Regions from separate parts of the Homo sapiens genome. Here region 2 is linked to region 1. A link is an interaction called in ENCODE POLR2A ChIA-PET data of the cell type or tissue named here. Cell type or tissue: OCI-LY7. All regions are shown on one strand. Each heading gives the region's core, and the rest is flanking DNA. Links, peaks and the distances in the headings are about the cores only.

The links. ChIA-PET counts read pairs that join two places held together with the same protein. Peaks named below come from ENCODE experiments on the same cell type or tissue, not always from the same donor. Only the 100,000 strongest peaks of a DNase experiment are listed, where the experiment ranks them.
Region 2: POLR2A ChIA-PET joins it to region 1 with 5 read pairs; 4 of 35 experiments call an interaction of 5 or more read pairs at or near these places.

Annotation. Positions count from the first base shown.
Region 1 is chr14:57,462,116-57,466,518 of GRCh38, reverse strand. No RefSeq gene overlaps it. Among named protein-coding and RNA genes, the nearest start is that of CCDC198, 30 kb to the left of the region's middle. In OCI-LY7, for the core only: no CTCF peak of the experiment used is centred there; a DNase peak (open chromatin) is centred at 2,268; H3K4me3 peaks cover 1,331 bases; H3K27ac peaks cover 2,422 bases.
Region 2 is chr14:57,399,094-57,403,496 of GRCh38, reverse strand. It overlaps NAA30 (N-alpha-acetyltransferase 30, NatC catalytic subunit), which reads right to left. Exons shown (of 5, transcript NM_001011713.3): 4 at 3,614-3,669. Among named protein-coding and RNA genes, the nearest start is that of NAA30, 11 kb to the right of the region's middle. In OCI-LY7, for the core only: no CTCF peak of the experiment used is centred there; no DNase peak of the experiment used is centred there.

The sequences.
Region 1 (4,403 bases), core at 271-4,270:
TGAGGAAAAACCATGAATGAAGGGAAGGTGTGAACCATGAGAAGATCCATGGAACAGGCTTTACAAACACCAGAAGAGCAGGTGCAAAGGTCCTGAGACAAGAATGAGCTTATAAGGTTCAAGAGCCAACAAGAAGGCCAGAATGACAGAGCGACCAAAGGAGAGACAAACAGGGATGATGTCAGAAAGCTGGTCAGGGCCCAGATGTGAGAAGCCCAGAGGAGCATGGTATGACAATGGGTTTGAAGTGTAATACAGTTTTAGAGTCAGAAAGGAATACTTGTGGTCTAGACTGATATCTCCAATATAATCATGAACAAAGGCAAACAGACCCACTAAAGTCACATGGCCATAGCTAGCTGACCTGGGGCTGACCCTGGACCCACTGAGCAATCAGAGAGGGCCTTGGTTTCTGCTGGTGGCAGGAAGCTCAGCGAGGAAGCTCAGGAGCAATGGGTGGCAGTGCTCTGCCCTGTAGGCCAGAGATGCAGAGAATGCTGACCTGTAGCAAAGAACCAGAGAGACCCACTGAGGCCTGACAGTACATCTGTTCCTCATTCCCAGTCCTTCCCAAGGCCCTGCTGCCCCCTGCCCTTCATTCTGAGACTGTATCCCTATCATAAATTGTGCTTTCTGCTTGGGCCAGCTCCAACCGATTTCTGCTTCTTAAAATCAAACAACTTCAACTAATAGATATCTTAAGCAGCAGCCACCTCCTTGCCTCATGACACAACAGCAGAGGCTGTGGTGTGCTGGAATCGGCATGAGTGGCCAGCACCAGCTCTCAAAAGGAACCATGAGGATCTCTTCCCAATCTGTGTTCAGTGATGCCATGCCGGCCATGGTGGGAACATTTACACCAGAAAAATTAGTGAATGTTGCAGATCAGGGCTTTTTTCAGAAAGCTGATATTAAGCATTTACTGACACAACTGGCTAGAAGTAAGACCCACCAGGCTCTGGAGCCAGAAGTCACAGCCCAGCTTGGCCAATCCCTCTCTTAGGTAATTATTTCACCTGTCTGGCCAGCATCCTCACTGTAAAATGGGGAAAAGGATAATGCCAACCTAACAGTGTGTTGTGGCAATGAAATAAGATAATACACATAAAGTGCTTAGAACAATGCCTGACACATAATAACTGCTCAATACACACTAGTTACCAAACAATGTTATTACCATTGAAATTAGGAATAAAATAAGATTTTGTGTGTGAGAGTGGTTCTAGAAGTCTAATCAGTTCAACAAGACAGAACAAAAGCCAGAAGTACACAACTACGGAACCATGAAAATAAATGCATCACAATTAGCAGGGGAAGTAATTATATGGCTGGACTACCCAAGGGAATCAACTGAAACATTTTTTGATTTAATAATGGAATTAAATGGGTGTTGGATAAAAGAACTATATTTTAAAATCAACAGCTTTTGCAAACCATTTCTCGGAATTTATCCAACAGAACACTGTGCAAAGACAAATGCTCAAGGGTAAATAGTGAGTTCACCGATCACAAGGGAGATGTCTCAGGGTACACTATCTTGGAATATCCTTTCTCTGTAACTCCAAGTCTCAAGCTCCCCTTTCCATTACTATTGAAAACTGTGCTCTTACCAATCCAGGGTACTTTTGTCACTCCTGGCTTGAAGTGCACCCTCAGGATTCTCTCCCACTCTCCCTTTTTCCTCCCCAGCCAGGGTCCATGGCTGGGGGAAGACACACAGGCCTTGATTATGGTGCTATCCTGGGGGCATGTGGGGAATAGCTCATTGGTGCCATCCTTTGTCCAAACTGGCCTCGACTGAACGATACCCATCTTGATGATCTTGGGCATCGGCCTTTCTCTCCTGAGCATCTACCCCAACCTCCCTGGCTGGTGTCACTTCCCACCATACTCTCAGCACTAGCCTTGTGTAATGATTGCTCAGGAAGAAGCCCAGTGGTTTTCTCCTGCTGAGATGGTCACCACCTCAGTCTAGAGGGTGTGACTCATCCTTAAATAATCAACTATATCTTCTATACAGTCCCTAAGGTAGGCTGTCCATGCCTCATGCTGTGCTAAGAAATCCCCATGGCTCTCAATTCTCAGCTCCCCTCCCCCTACTCTGCTTTGGAAGCCTTGGAAACTTCTTAAATATTCTCCATAACCTATGGGGCAGGGAGATGAGGGGCCTATCTCAGGCACTCTCTACCAAAACATGTCTTGCTGCCATTATTACTGTGCTGTAGTCCACAGATGTTGCCCTCCTGAAGTAGCAAACAGGTGGAGGCAACGTACCATGAAGCTCAGGAAGCTTCAGCTTCAAGGCCCCTCGTGCACACAGTCCTCTGCCCTGGGAGGAGCACTAGCAAATCATTTACATGAGTTTTCATTACAGTTCTCCAGGAGCAGACAAGGATGAAATGCAAGCAGTTTATGTTGGAGCTGATGCCACGAAATACCAGTAGAGGAGTAAAGTGAGACAGGGAAAGCTGCCAATCAAGGGGCATAATCAAGGAAGTTACTATTCTGGGTACCAGGCTTAATCCTGCTGGGGAATTCTGTGCCTCAAAGTTATCTCATCTATAGAAGAAGTATGCTGGGGTCTGATACACCACCTTTAGTCAGTCATTGGTTGATGGCTGCCAGAGCATGAGGGAAGAAGAATTAATTATCTGGTACTTCTTAAATGCCATGTATCCTCAGGTCTATCTGTGGAGAGAAGTTCTCAGGCTCACAGATACAGATGCTGGTAAAAGCCAAGCCAAATTAAGGCCTGTGGGGATACGATGGGGGCGCCAAGAGCTTACTACAACTTGGTTACATGTTTTTGTAAAATGTGCAAAAGTGGCCAGCGCGGTGGCTCATGCCTGTAATCCCAGCACTTTGGGAGGCCAAGGTAGGTGGATCATGAGGTCAGGAGATGGAGACCATCCCAGCTAACACGGGGAAACCCTGTCTCTACTAAAAATACAAAAAAATTAGCCAGGCGTGGTGGTGGGCACCTGTAGTGCCAGCTACTCTGGAGGCTGAGGCAGGAGAATCGCGTGAACCCGGGAGGCGGAGCTTGCAGTGAGCTGGGATCACGCCACTGCACTCCAACCTGGGTGACAGAGCAAGACTCTGTCTCAAAAAAAAAAAAAAAAAAAAAAAAAAAAAAAATCAGTGGTTGCCAGGGATTAGGGGAGAGAAAGAGTTGAATAGGTGGAACACAGAGGATTTTTAGGGCAATGAAACTACTCTGTAAGATACTACAATGGTGGATACATGTCATTATACATTTGTCAAAAACCCATAGAACGCACAACACCAAGAGTGAGCCCTCATGTAAACTATGGACTTTGGGTGAGCATTGCGTGTCAACATAGGCTCATCAGTTGTAACCAATATGCCACTCTGGTGGGAGATGTTGGTAACAGGGGAGGCTGTACATACGTGGGGGCAGGGATATTTGGGAAATCTCTGTACCTTTGTCTCAAATTTTCTATAAAACCAAAACTACTCCAAAAAAAGTCTAGTAAAAATAAAAAATTTTGGTTTATAAAGGCTATCATGTTTTCCCCTCCAATTTCCCCTCTGTCACACTTCCTTCCCCTTGGGTAGTATGTGAAAAGTACCAGCAGCTCTCAGAATCTGGCCAAAGGGAAGTCCAATTGGGGCTATACTCAGTTGGGGTATAGTGGGATATATTACGTGATTCCCAGTCCCTTCCATGTGTAGTTGTTATCTGTAACCATTGTGATGAAGGAATGGCTTGGAGGCACACCTCAGCTGCCCACTGACTCATCCAGAGATGTGAGACCAGGGATTGTGTTGCAATATGAACGTACCCTGCAGCACCTGGCACTGGAAGTATGGAAGTAGTGGAGGGGAGATGAAGTTCTAAATATGCAATGCCAAAAGCTAGTCAGTCTGTGGTACATCGGGCAGTTAATTAATAGAAATACTATATTGTATTTCTGTTTTCTGTGACATTTGTGGTATTTGTCAACTTTGTAAAATTTATAAACAAAACTTTTTTCTCATAATAAATATTGCTTTCAGTTCCAATTTTATATTCAGAATTTTTATTCTTTTTTCCTTTTTTTCTTTTTTGGTAGACATGAGGGTCTCCCTATGTTGCCCAAGCTAGTCTTGAACCCCTGGGCTCAAGCAATCCTCCTGCCTCAGCCTTCCAAAGTGCTGGGACTACAAGCATGAGTCATCATGCCTGGCCTACACTTTTTCTTAAAGAAGACACTCGAAAACATATGTTTCTGTCCAGCTTGCAGTCAGAGACAGAAGCTTTTCTGCTGTTAGATCAACAAATATTCCTAAGGGCAGGAGCGATAGTCAAAATATTTAACTATACTCATAGCATGGGCGGCAACCAATCAATGGCTCCAGCATGGTCCTCTAAACCTAACTTACTGAATCAGGATAAGCTC
Region 2 (4,403 bases), core at 121-4,120, 63 kb after region 1:
ACTTACAGTAAGACAAAATGAAAACATCAATTAGACTAGGAACAGTGCAGCATTATTTGGAGAAAAACATCTACCTTTCAATTCTGTGATTACTAATAACTGGCTGAATACTCTGAGCTTAAAATGACTAGTAACAACAAAGAACAATATAAACATGACTCAAGGTCACAAATTCTGTATACAGAATAGAAAGTAAAAATTGTTTGATGTGCACAGTAAGGTTTCACAGAGATTTCCAATGTATCTTTTTTTTTTTTTTTTTCCGGCCACGGAGCACAGTAAGGTTTCACGGAGATTTCCAAATGTATCTCTTTCTTTATGAGAGTCTCACTCTGTCTCCCAGGCTGGAAAGCAGCGGTGCAATCTTGGCTCACTGCAACTTCCACCTCTCGGGTTCAAGCGATTCTCCTGCCTCAGCCTCCCGAGTAGCTGGGACTATAGGCGTGTGGCACCACGCCCAGCTAATTTTCGTATTTTTAGTAGAGACGGGGTTTCACCATGTCGGCCAGGCTGATCTCCAACTCCTGACCTCAAGTGATCCGCCAGCCTTGGACTCCCAAAGTGCTGGGATTACAGGCGTGAGCCACAGTGCCTGGCCAAATGTACCTCTATTAAAAGGTTCACAGATTTTAAAATCTCTCTCTTTGTAAGAATTTTAAAAATAGCAGAATAACCTAAGTAGTAGAAAATCTAATTTAAAACCCTTCTGAAATGTCTTTCACAGATTTTCAGATAATTTGTCAAAATTTCTAAACCCTTTAAAAGAAAGGAAGGTTGGTCTAAATTAATGAAAGTGAAAGCACATGTTTATTTGCCTTTTCATTAATCGCTGTATTTTTGGAGATTTATCATTTCAAAGGCATTTTAACAACTTGGTTAACCCTAAAGATGCCTTTTTTTAAAAAAAATCCTACTATGAACAAAAATAAGACAATTGGTGTTTTTAGAAAGCACACAGAAAGTTCAGAGAGAAAGACAAGTTAATAACAATACAAGTCAAAATTTAAAAGTACTTAAACAAGAGAGAGAGGGATTACAAACATCATGCTGGAAGCACAGAACTGATCATTCAAAAAATATTTACAAAGCAGGTACTCTATCACAAATGTCACACTAAGCACTAAGAATACAGCAACAAACAAGAGAAGGCATCTCTGTCCTACATTGTGCTAAGGCACTGAACAAGTGAAATTAAGTGCAATAATTACAAAAAGAGTAGCAAAAATAACAGAAAAGTGAAATGGATTCTGTCCAGAAGGATCAAGAAAAACTTAAAGGAGTTGTTGGTATTTGAATTGGGTCTTAAAGACTAAAGTATTTTAACAAGCAAAGGAAAACCAAATAGCTACCATATCTTCTAAAGAGTAAACAAGAGTTCGTATGGCAAATTATTCGATCTGAATAACACTGGACACAGATAAGCAAAATTTTTATACCAAGACAAAGTTATCTAATCCAGAGACAGAGGTATTCACAAACTGCAAAACCATAATCATACAAAAGGAGAAAGTTCACAAAGCTATCCCTGATGTCAGCCTAAAGATTAAGTAACATTCATTGTTTCAAAAGAAAAAATGAATGAATCAGCATTAGCTTTTTAGGCTGGAAATGAAGTTTTTCTACCATAAAATATATCATTAATTTAGAATTTAACCTTGAGACCAAAACAATAAAAATCTTCATATCATTCCTGACATCTTTACATGAAAAGCCAACACTATCCAAACCTTTGAACAGTTAAACAAAAGCACATAGCCTGCCTCACAAGTAGTAACTTAGGATAGCAAGTAGGATAACTCAGAAAAGGTTTAATCATAGGGAACATAATACTCTCTGCTCTTAACACCCCTGTTCACTGGATCTGCAGAAGATCAAAACATGATCTATTATCCCGAAGATTTCTCCAAGCTGTTAAGCAACTTTTGTGAAACCTGACTTTTCTCGATGAGCTGACAAGCAGTGTGGCTATGGTCCAAACATGGACCTATACTCATGAACATATCTGATCCAATTCTCTCCTCGAAATTTCAGTTACCAGTCATGTAAAGCTTTGGCGACTGCACCTTTTGCATTATAATATTAAAAGCTGTGAACAATGTGAGATCCTTCAACACCTGTGAATTATTTCTTTGGAGTAAAATTAGATATTTTTAAATCCCAGGATGACTTCACTGTGCCACCCACTATGTCTGTAGGCCTTCTCATATAACCACCACTTAGAATGGATCTGTCAGAATAGAGCCTAATGTGAACAAGGAGCCTGAGAATGCTCAGCAGTAAATCTCTGTATTCTAACACGGAAATGCATTCATGAGATATTGTTAAAAGAAAAAAGCAATTATTATTGCTAATAATTATTGAATAAGAATTACTTCATTTGTATTTTTAAAAACTATATATTTGCACATAGGTGTGTTTAAAAAATGAGAGAAAGCATTTCAAACAGTTAACAGTAGCAACAGGCCAGGAGCAACGGCTCATGCCTGTAATCACAACACTTGAGAGGCTGAGGTGGAAGGATCACCTGAGGCCAGGAGCTGGAGTGGTCTCCAGCTGGACAACATAGCAAGACTCCCATCTCTACAAAAACAAAAAAAAAACAAAAAAAAACCCCACAACAACAAACAACAACAAAAAACAGTAGCTATCAATGGAAAGATGGATAAAGAGTTGAAAAGCATGAGAATGGTAGAAGGGACTTTGTTAACAAAAACACATGCATACATATATCATATATGCTGACTGTGTATAAATTTTGTACCAAAACACTCCATTTCTTTTAAGTCACTAAACAAATTATTTATTAAGGTCAACCTTTTAAAAAAACTTACCCAATTTCACATATTTTGAGAATTCTCTAAGGCACATCTGACCTCTAATAATAAAGACAATTGCTACTTCTATTACTCATAAAAGTACTAGTACAACTTTGCTCCTCCTTAGTCACCACTGCTATGTTAAAGACATCTATACTTCTCTAGTTTATACTTGTTCCCTTCCACACTGTGCAACAGTAAATGTTAACATTCCCAATCATCACCAATATTTATCATGCACCTACTATATGTAGAAACACCGTGCAGTAGGATACAAAGAAATATCTGCCATCAGACCTTACAAACAAGCTGAAGAGAGAAAATGCTCTTATGTTAATGCGCAGATAGCTCTACTCTTTAAAAGTGGTTGTCTTCCCCCTAGCCAACATTGTCATTATTTAATTCTGAAAAGATTATTTTCAAGTGTGAAATGTCCTCCATATAGACTGACAGTTTCCCATTGTCAGAAACTAAGGCCAATATGTAAGCAAATTATAACAGAGTCTGTAATAAGAGCTACCTTAAATAACTGATGATAAAGCCTCTGAATACCAAAATTGTGTACTGAAAATGTCTAAGATTCCCCCCACACATTTTGAAGAAATTTTAGCTCCATTTTAAAATTTGTTCTAGGTCAAAAATTCATGTGTTTTTAAATGGAATATAATTTTCCCCACAAGCTGCATTTGTATAGTAACACTGCAATGAAATCTGCAATAAATTATAAAATATTTATTAAAAATACCCAGAAAGAATAATGCCCAGATAAAAAATATTAAACATTTTTAAAGACTTACCTCATCACAGTCTCCCTCAACCATGGCATATATAGCTTTCTTAACCAAGTTAGTACCTAGAATATAGATCTGAGTATTAATGAAGGAAAAATGTATTTCTTAAAGATAACCTAAATTATAATATTCGTAAGCACAGAAATGTCAAATGCTAGTTTCTATCTTGAATCCAGATACACGGATTACCTCAAATTAAATGGGAAAAATTTTAGCTATAAGCTAAGAGAAGCCAACAGAACCTATACATAACAGTATGTTTCCTCTTGAAAGACCTATCTCCCAATATACTCCTTTTTCTCAGACATAATTATTTGCCACAAGCAGGAGTTTGTTCTATTGTGTTTGAAAGCAGTAGGAAAGCGAAAGAGAAAAAGACAAGATATGGTATGGCCAGAACAACGCAGGAACTCCCCGTGAGTTGGCCAGAACTTACTGCATAACCCAAGCTGATCTCACCAAAGATCCTTCAAACTCCCCTGGACACAAGGGACAAGACAACCTCATCAGAACTGCTGTTACCCACAGTAGGTTCCTATAAACTTTACAGTGAGCACGATGAAGTCTGGCAAGTCTGGCACTCCCAATGATGTCAGTGGTGTGTCTGTACATGTCTAGCAAAATGTATCCTAGTTTAGGGTCAAATATAATTGGTATATTAAAAGGGAAAAAATTTGCCAAATCTGATTTTAAGAGCAGACAGACAAATTTTATTTAAAAACTCTTAGGCTGGGCGCAGTGGTTCACGCCTGTAATCCCAGCACTTTGGGAAGCCAAGGCAGGTGGATCACTTGAG